Linked DNA regions of Mus musculus: region 1 is linked to region 2. The links are chromatin contacts, found by Hi-C or POLR2A ChIA-PET in ENCODE. All regions are on one chromosome and are shown on one strand. Each heading gives the region's core, a stretch centred on a gene start or an enhancer-like site at or near the end of the contact. The rest is flanking DNA. Distances are from core to core; before and after follow the strand shown.

The links. A loop is a pair of places that touch in the nucleus more often than their neighbours do. ChIA-PET counts read pairs that join two places held with the same protein, here RNA polymerase II (POLR2A).
Region 1: a loop to region 2 is called in a map of left cerebral cortex, with 5 times the contacts of the local background. The contact joins the enhancer-like site here to the promoter of Serp2 in region 2. A Hi-C loop is called at or near these places in 4 of 37 maps with a recorded cell type or tissue (all left cerebral cortex). POLR2A ChIA-PET finds 5 or more read pairs at or near these places in 1 of 5 experiments (Patski).

Annotation. Positions count from the first base shown.
Region 1 is chr14:76,873,488-76,878,661 of GRCm38, reverse strand. No RefSeq gene overlaps it. Among named protein-coding and RNA genes, the nearest start is that of Gm30365, 38 kb to the right of the region's middle. Within about 2 kb of position 3,458, at least 2 of the 3 ENCODE cell types and tissues checked have a DNase peak (open chromatin) inside an H3K27ac peak, as active enhancers do; they include left cerebral cortex, where a contact is called at or near this core.
Region 2 is chr14:76,554,654-76,559,340 of GRCm38, reverse strand. Serp2 (stress-associated endoplasmic reticulum protein family member 2) reads left to right here and starts at 2,654. Exons shown (of 3, transcript NM_001160326.1): 1 at 2,654-2,910. The coding sequence starts at 2,827.

The DNA.
Region 1 (5,174 bases), core at 2,209-4,708, 320 kb before region 2:
AACCCCCTCTATTGATTACCCCAAACTACTACATCTTTCAAATGAAATCACTGCTTACCCAGGGGATGTGTATATGTGTGTATGTATCTATATCTATAGATACAGATACTCATTCATTCTTAGAGCTGGTAAATTTGGCTCAATAAATGTGCACATTATTTTCTGCTTGCGTTCATGCTGCCCAACCTTTTGTTAGTCCCGTGTCTATCACCAGCATAATCACTGGGCCCTGGCACTAAAGGTCAAACACCCTATGTCACCAGCTGTGACCCACAGTCCCATCTTGTTGCTGAGCAGATTTCTAAGGAATGATTTTGATGTTTTATTTATTAAAACTGGAAACAGGGACAGGATAAGCTATTGTTTGGGTTCCTATCTCTCAGTGCCTGTGTTTGGCTTTCACTCATTTGTAATTCTTCATCTCTCAAGTGTTATGCTTTATTATTTAGGAATATTTTAATTACTATCTTATCAACTTCAATAAAACAAAAGTTTATCCAATATTGAGAAATGCCTAGTGGCTTCAGGCCACTCTAATTAAAGATCAAAGCATATCACTTATGGGCCAAATACTGCTTGAGATCCCTTGTGGACACTCAACAACAACAACAACAACAAAGAAAAAACAAGAAACAAGAAACTAAACAACACAATTTTTTTGGTTTTTTTTTTGGTTTTTTGTTTTTTGTTTTTTTTTTTTTTTTTTTTTTGGAGTCAACTAAGAAAATGCATTGGCTTTTCATATTGCCATGTGGCTGAGAATCTGGGGGAGGGCATGGGGGTGAGGGAAATGCTGTAGAGAAACCACTACAAAGCATAGAGGCTATAATTTTAAAGTCTATTTTTGACCAACAGAAATTTTCATGTTGTTTAGAAAAGCATCCCATATCAAGGTAGTCAAAATATCCCATTGATTATTATAATCAGCAATGTTAAACATGGAGTTCACACCCCCTCTTTAAGCCTAGGTTATTTCTGACCGAATGTGCACTTGAGCTATGGCCAAGAGGATGCTAAGTGAAGGAGTCAGGAAGCAGGGATGGAATTTCCGGGGCCCCATTGAAGTGTAGCAGCTATATCACCACTTTTTTTTTTTTACTATCCATGAGTAATGATTCTGGAATTTGACGATGTACCTTCATCAAATTTCAATGTCTCTGTAAAATCAAAGGGCATATGGCAGTGGACCAAACCAAGAGCTCCGAGTTATTCTTAACACAAACAGCATGTCCTTTGCCCTGTAGTGTTTTCAGCCAAACTCATGCTGCATACACAATACTCACAGAATATACGGGATAGTTAGCAGCCATGAGGTTGCCTGCATGAACTAGCTGTCTCTGCTTTATGAGTTTGGGAAGGAGATGGGAATTCAGGTTTGGTTACCCATGGGACATTTCACCAAGCTTACTCAAGCTCACTTGAGAAGGGCTAACCCTTTCCCCAAACTGGTAACAGGTTGGATATTACATATCACACAATAATAAATTTGATAAAAAGGTGGGTGTGCACAGGGATAATTTTCTCATAAAGAGATCCTTCAGAATTGTAGAATGCTCACTGAACATGTCCAAGGTCCTAAATCTAATGAGAGGGGGGCGAGAGGGGGAGAGAGAGAGAGAGAGAGAGAGAGAGAGAGAGAGAGAGAGAGAGAGAGAGAGAGAGAGATTGACTTTACAGTAGTTTAAGGAATACTAATGTGCTCAATTTTTTTCTCCTCTTAATGCAAAATATTCTCTCCCCTTGTTCTTGTCTTTCCTTCCCACCCACCCCCATATTACTTAGAAAAGCATCTGTAGTCAGGGGTGCAATGTCATTAGACCCCCTACTAAAGTGAGTGAAAGTCACCCTTTTTGTAGCTCTAATGTTGGAACCCTTTTCTCCCTTGATTTTCTGTGTTTGTGTGTGTTGGTGTTAAGGTGTATGAAGACTGAATGTGTGCAGGGTTATATGGGGGAGCCAGAGGGCAGTCTGGAGAGTCTGCTACCCAGGTGCCATCCACCTTTACATAATACAAGGGGTTTTATTTGTTTTGTTTTGTTTTGTTTTGTTTTTGATATAGGGTGCCTTCCTGGCCTAGAAGGCACCAAGCATGCTAGGTTGGCTGATCATCGAGCCTCTGGGAGCCACTTGTCTCTCTTCCCCCACACTAGTAGGCATCTAAGCCACTATGCTGAGCTATTTTTTTTAACGGGTTTTAGGTATTAAAGTCAGGGCCCTCTTTGTAAGGCAAGCATTTTACTGACTGTTCTGTTAACCCAGACAAGAGGCTGTCGATTCCATAACCGGTCATAGTCTTCCTAGGAACCGAATGGACCGGTTATTCCCTAGAGTAGGACATTTGATTGTGTGCCTTCCTGGGCACCGTTTGATGAATAACACCCCCTAAACACTTGCTGATAGACGCACTTACAGGTCCCATAAAGGAAAAACTACGTGTCTATTATTTAATCCCCATCCCTTCCTCATTTGTCCACCAGATGGCAGAACAGGGGCCAGGATAGAAGCTAAAATATTTTTGATTTGCTAATGTAGTAAGTATGAAGTTACATTAAAAGCAGGAAATAAGCACCTAAATGTAAACCTATGACTTAATGTCCATTATATTGGCAGCATGAAAATATATTGCAAAAAAACCAAGATGGTGGAAAACTTAGGTACTAAGTAAGTTAAAAGTTCAACAATGAATTGAAGGGCCTGGATATACTGTTACTCTTGTGCAATGGGCAGAGGGGACAGGAAAGTACTTAATGAAGGTTCTTTCCCGAGCCTACTTTTGAACCTGAAACTAGAAATAGAAAATGGTCTCTTTTCTTCATGCTGTGACAGCCCTGGGCCTGGCAAGTGTGACATTCTCTACCTATATGCAAAGTTAATTTTGAAACAAGCCCTTTAAGTTCAACTCAAGGGCAGCTAAAGTATATAAAGAAATATTGAGTTGGGGCTCTGGGGATCATTGCCCAACATAAAGGCGAGTCTGTGTGCTCACAGCTGGTAAATGTTTAACACAGTCCGTGTTATTAAGCATTGCCCAAGTTTATTTAGCAACCTCTTAAACAAACAGGGGTGATGCTTTATTATTCTCATCTAAATGGATTTAAAGTGGAGGGCACAAAGAAGATAGGCTGGCTTGTTGATATTCTCATCGGTGTGTCTTCTTCACATGTGGATATAAAGCTTTGCTCCTGGATTTGCAGAGGTTATCGTCAGAGAGACATGGCCATGAAGCTGTACCTTACAGAGGAAGGGCCAAGTGGAGTGAGATGGTTTTGAGAATATGTATATCAGGCAATAACCCACACGAGAGAAATGGAAAGTGAATTTTATGACAGCGGTTGTAGGACATTTTAATCCTCATCTTGAGGTGCACACCGAGTCATAGCTATTTGCTTAGCCACTCTACTCTCTAAGGCCCTGGCTTTAACCTTTTCTGGTCACCATGGCAACAAGGACACAAATACAAAGGCCATAGCACTCTCCAGCACTGTGAGGAAGAATTTCCCACTGTATACACAGTACGTATAGTTGACCTAAGCATAGCAGGAAGAATGTGGTGTAATTTTAAACACAGTAAATTGAGTCATAAAATGGAAGTGGATGCAGCTAGGAAAATGTTACCAACAAAGGAAGGGAAATAGTGCTGTGTTGCCGTTCCCACTAAAGCCCACAGTGCCCTCCCTCTTCTCCTTGCCTGATATAAGGAGAACCATGAAAACAAAGCATCCAAGCTTTGATTTTGCTTTTTTTTTTTCCCCTTAAGGCCCAGACCTAAAATAAATGATTCATTTCTAGGCCAACCATAAACGAGTGATCTGAGATGCTGATCTTGAAAGCACTTCATCATTTCCAATCACTGGCTGAAACAGGCTCTGCTAAAAATCCTGTGGTTCACTCCGCATTTCCAGAGAAGCAGCCAAGCTCTGGTACGGCTCTGACCTGATTCCTGGACGAGGCTGTCTGAACGAAGCATCTGTAGAAAGAAAGGTTGGAGCTGACTGTGGAAGGAATTATGGAGCCGTCCCTTGTGTTCAGTCCTATGCACTAAATAATACTGGGAGAACTTGAAAAAGGATATGGGGATAACAAGATTCAAGCAGCTTCCCTGGGCAGGAATGAAGAGCCACAGAAGAAATTCAAAGTTTAAAAAGACTAGACAAAAAACCAAAAAAACAAAAAACAAAAACAAAAACAAAAACAAACAAAAAAACAAGAAACAAAACAAAATAACAAGAAAAGCGGCAGCATTCGGGGACTTCTGCCAGACCTGAATTGATTTGTTTCTCAGTTTGACTGATCAGCATGGGACAAGCAGCCATCATTATTGAATCATTTTCTTTGTCTTGGTTTGACTGTTTGCATTTTTTTAGTAGGGGAACTTGGGCGATAGGCAGATACAACGCCACTGTACTTGACGTGAGCTGCCATGCCAACTGAGGGAAGGAACCAGAGCTCCTTTTCCTGCGACTCCCATTTGTCCCTCAGATACCTGCCTGTATTGAGAGCTGTATTGCGAAGCACAGCCCCATCAGTGCTGTTGTAGTTGTGGGTGTTGCGGTTGTGGATGTCATTACTCAGTCCTTCGGTTCTCTGCTGTCTACAATGGGTGTGAGGTTAAATAAATAACGAGTGGTTATATGTATGTCCACCGCCTAACACCTACCATTGCATGGTTCCCAAAGAAATGCCAACAACAGACTTAAAAGTATCAGAGACTCTCATCACTTCTTCAAGGAGGAAGTATAGCTGAGGAGAAAGAATGTCAGGAAACCAAGGAAACAAATTCATGCCCCAGCTGGGCCGCAGCCAGCTGTGAGACTGAGAGCCTCCCAGCTGCTCTGGGGTTCAGTTTTCTCATCTGCAAAATTAGGATGCTGGCCTGAACCATCCCCCGTTTAATACATTTTGTTACTCTACGGGGAATTCAGAGGTCTTTGCTCCCCTGAGGAGGTCAGTTTAACTTCTGACTTTCTCAGATAGCACTGTAGATAGTCTCAAGAAAGGGAAAGACATTTATAATCATATTTTCCAGTTGAGTTTGGGAAATTAGAGTAAAAGCTAATACATTTTGCACAACTATGAACATGGACCTAAAGTGGGGAAGAGAGGAGGCAACTGCTTTGGAGAAATGTCATCTCTGTCCCTGTACTCCCAGTCCAGTTGAACCACTCAGGATGGCT
Region 2 (4,687 bases), core at 1,405-3,904:
ACCAAAAGTCTTGTTTTTCTTGTAGAGTAGGGTCTTCATATACAGCCTAGGCTGGACTTCAACTAGAGATTCCCCTGTGTTGGCCTCCAAAATATAGGAGTCGATAGTCATCACCATCCTCTGCTTCTGTTTGGACTTCTGAAGGGACTCTACAAATAGGCAGGTTGATGACAGATATGTGGGTAGGTACACAGACAGACAGACAGGCAGGCAGGCAGTAGAAAATGTGGGAGTGGAGGACTTTTCACTGGACTTTTTACTGTGGACAGGTCCTCAATTTAATAAAAACTAATTCAAAATGTCATAAAGTAGAAATTAAAGGAGTAAGATTGTTCCCTAACACACAGAAAACAACGAACAAGAAATAATAATCTTTCCTCAATACGGTTGGCTGCCTCTGTGGAGCGAGGAACACCCTGCTTCCAGTCCAGAAGTGGAAACTACCTATCAGCCTCACTTCTCTGAATGTCCCCTAGAGCCTGGGCTCTGGTCAGCTTCGGTGAGAATTTACCCTGCTTCTGCCCAGTTACTGAAATAAGTGAGGGACAGGCAGAAGCACCTGTGGGTCTTATACAATAGCCCCCCCTGCTCAGGAAACACTTCCCCTACTTAAACGCCAGTGGTGGTCTGTCGTTGGTCCTCTGAGGCGGCGACACGAACGACACAGACACCAAGTTGGGTTCAAGCAGCAACTTTACTCAGGCTTTTTCTTTTACAGCTCTCTTCCCCAGCAGCTTCTTCTTAGGGCAAGGGCTAAAACAACTCCTATTACAACAGCTTCTCTTCTAGTACTTCTACTCACGGCAAGGGCTAAAACTCCTCTCTTCACTATTTGCACAGACTCACCTCCTTCTAGCTCCACCCCACCTCATCCAATCAGAATTCACACACGCTCCAGGCACGAGCTCAGGTCGTTCACAGATAGGCTGACAGGTCCTGACCACAAGGAACAGTCCAGCCTGGCAGGCAGCCCACGCATGCAGCCTCACTGTGCATGCTCTGGCAAGGCAGTAAACAAGTGGGTTTCACGGGTCCTGCAGCCGCACCGCTCCCCACAGTGGTCCTTAAAATCAGGGACCAGAATAGGTCAGACTTAAGTGGTCCTGTGATGTTGGTGGCTGCTCATACTGTTAATGAAGCCAGTAGCTGCTCATTCAAGTGAAGAGATTTCTAACCAGTTGATAGAAGGGTATATTGGCTGGTTTTGTCTAACTTGACCCAAGCTGGAGTCTTCAGAGTGGAAGGAGCCTCCGTTGAGAAATGAGACTATGAGCTCCAGCTGTAAGGCATATTCTTAATTACAGATTGAAGGGGAGGCCCCAGCCCATTGTGGGTGGTGCCATCCCTGAGCAGGTGGGCCCAGATTCTATTAGAAAGCAGGTTGAGCAAGCCAGAAAAAGTAAGCCAGTCAGCAGCACCCTCCACAGCCTCTGCATCAGCTCCTGCTTCCAGGTTTCTGCCCTGCTTGAGTTTCATCCCAACAGAAACTCTAAGATAAACCGTATCCTAAAGAGCTCTTCCTAGCTTTCTACCCACATAAGAAATTCTACCCATACCAGAGCCTATTGAAGCATCCTCCAGGCACAGATAGATAGGATCAGAGATGCATCCGACATATCTGGTCTACACAGCTCTCACTCCTTACCCTTGAGTGCTATTTTGTATTGTCCTAACCCTGGACCACCTCTTCCCACTTCTCCAGATGTCCCTCCTGAGCTCCAAGGAGCCATATTTGTTGAGGAAAGATAAGCGGTTCAGCCCCCACTCCTCCCCTAGCTAAATCTCGGGGTCAGCATCTGGATATTCAAATATTGATTTTTGTCCTTTCACTGCAGAGAAACTCCCAATGCTGTCTGGGAGCTCACACTTAGTACCCCATAGAACAGGGATGCCTGAAGGTCCAAGATGCCCCAAGACAGTAGTGGTGGTGGGGCAGTGGGGGATAAGAGTCCAAGCCTGGTCAACACTTTGGTTATGGGCAGTGGCCATCCATTCTTCCTGTACTGTAGGCTCATGAACCCTTTGCCCTCTATGCACTCAGTGGTTTCTGGGGCAATCTGCTAGTGTGATGACCACCACTGCCAAGGTGAGGTCTGGTCCAACTCCACCCTCATCCACATTTTTCAGGGACCAGAAAGAGGCTTCTTGGCTCTTCGTCCCATGTCACAAAGGGTCTCTTTTTGCACAACCCAACTTGCCAAGTGGGGTTTCCTCAGACACCTAAAGGGCAGGTTCTTTTGGGGTGTTTCCCAACAGTACTACCCAAACCTGGCCAGGCTCAGCTCTGAGACTCAGCGCTCGATGCCTAGGGTCTAGCCTTCAGCTTGAAGCACCAGCGCCCCAATCCCTGCCTGTCCCGAGGTGGTCAGGAAACAGTCAGAGGTCACCAGGCTGGGTGCGGCTGCGTCCCCACCCCCCACGCACGCACAAACGCCGGGTCGCCCGAACCCTATGCCCCGCAGCGTTCGATCTCAGGACCCGGACACCCCGGGCCACGGTGCCCTTGGGCTTGGCGCGCGGCGCTGTGTCAGCGCCCGCCTCTCGCTTCCCGCCTCCTGCCTCGGTGGCCGCGCAGGGTAGGTAGCTGGGGGGACCGGAAGGATGGCGAGGAAGTCGGAGAGGGTTTCCTGAGATGAGAGATTACTTCCGTCCGCGCGCTGGCCTCTCTCTGGAGCCGGCTGGCTGGGGCTCCGGGAGCGGGGTGCGCGGGGCTCGGCCGTGCCTTGCCACCTGCAGCGCCCGGGCAAGCCGCGGGGCGCTGCGGCTACGGCTCACCCCGGCCATCGTTGCAGGTGGGAGTCGAGAGCATCCCCAAGCGCCCAAGCCATGGTGGCCAAACAGCGGATCCGGATGGCTAACGAGAAGCACAGCAAAAACATCACCCAGAGGGGAAACGTAGCCAAAACCCTGGTAAGGCGGGGGCGGCGCCGGCCGGGCCGAGCTGGCAGGACCCGCGGGGCGGAGCGGGGCGGGGCGGGCGGGCCGTGGGCTCGGAGCCAGGCCTCCCGGCCCCTCCTCCGGGGTCCCGCAGGCTGGGGGACCCAGCGGGGCTCTGGGGGGCGCAGACTGCTCTGCTTTCTCGTGGGCGGAGAGGGCTCTGGTTGGTGGAGACTCCCCAAGAGAAGGAGCCATCGTCCTTGAAAAAGGCTAAAAGCTGCATCTTAGGGGCCAGTGAAGCCAACTGGGCTGGGAGCCTACTAAGTGAATGAATGAACGAAAGGATGAACGAATGATAGAATGCCACTTATCCACAGCTTCCAGGCTCCGCCCCTGGACTCTCTCCCCACCCCCATGCTAAGATTTTTCTTTCCACCCTTTTTGTGATCGTCTGTCTCTTCTCCCTGTGTGTGTGTGTGTGTGTGTGTGTGTGTGTGTGTGTGTGTACATATATATTATATATATGGTATAAAAGTAGGGCGTGAGATTCCGAGCTACATTTCTCTTCACCCTCCTCTTTCTCTTGCAAACTGAAGCCGCCTCAGCCAAAGCTGAGTGCATCGTTACTGCCTATAATTCACCGTATGGATTCTGGCGCATTATGATGCTGTAACTGTAGCGACCAGCTTAGTGCCCGAGGTTCTTTGCTCCCAGACTGTGTATTAAAGCTTTACCCCTGGAATCTTAAGTAAACTGTGTACCTTAAGTGCAGAGATTTCCTTTAGGAAACCAAGTTATCTGCTCCAGAAAATGTCAGGCCTGTGACTTTGAACCATCCAAGGCTTGTGTGGGTTTGCATCGTTGCGAAGAACTGGTTTGCAAAGGCGCCTGGAATCTATTAGCCCATACGATTATGGGGAAGTCCAGCCGAAGCTTGGGTTTGTCTGGAAACGCAGACTTGATGAGGCAATGCCTTTTAGCAAAGAAATTATGTTGGTTTGATTAACTGAGGGGAAAAGCTGGCTGTGTAGTCATCACACCGGAATTCTTGTTAAACCAAGCAGAATTGTGGCAGAGAAGCCATGGCGTCAAACTACTCAGAGCTTTGTACACAGCCCCAGGCTGAGGTAACCCTTAAAATTCCTTCTTTTGGGGAACTAGAGCATTTAGCTATGATTGGAGGGGACAAAATGCCAAGGCGCCATAGAATGGGAACCATATTTTTCGCAGGAATCTGTTTCCCCTATGAGGTTTTATTACTGGGTCAGGGCAGGGAGCCACTGCCCAAGTTGGCATTAAAGGCAATTATTTTATGCTCAAAGTAGATCATTTCTTCCTTCTCAAGGTGGCAGACCTATTTGCTGACATAGTGGAATAAGCAGCTGTGGCTCTTTCTAATGAACGAAGGAATCTGAGTTCAGATGTAAAATGAAGCCGGGCAGTGGTATTGCACGCCTTTAATCCCAGCACTTTGGAGGCAGAGGCAGGCAGATTTCTGAGTTCGAGGCCAGCCTGGACTACAAAGTGAGTTCCAGTACAGCCAGGGCTACACAGAGAAATCCCATCTCGAAAAAACAAAAAACAAAAGAGATGTAAAATGATCTCAGTTGACAGCTTATGTGAGGGCGAGGGCAAGGACACCAAGAACTAATTTGCAGGGCTATTTTCTCCATCAGCCTCTGTGAACTTGAGAGAATGTTGAGGGCCTAAAACAAAGCAAAAAAAAAAAAAAAATTGTTGGCTTCAAAATAAGAAAAGAAGATGGTAAACCGCCGTGGAGTGGATATAACTCACCATCTGCAATCCAACT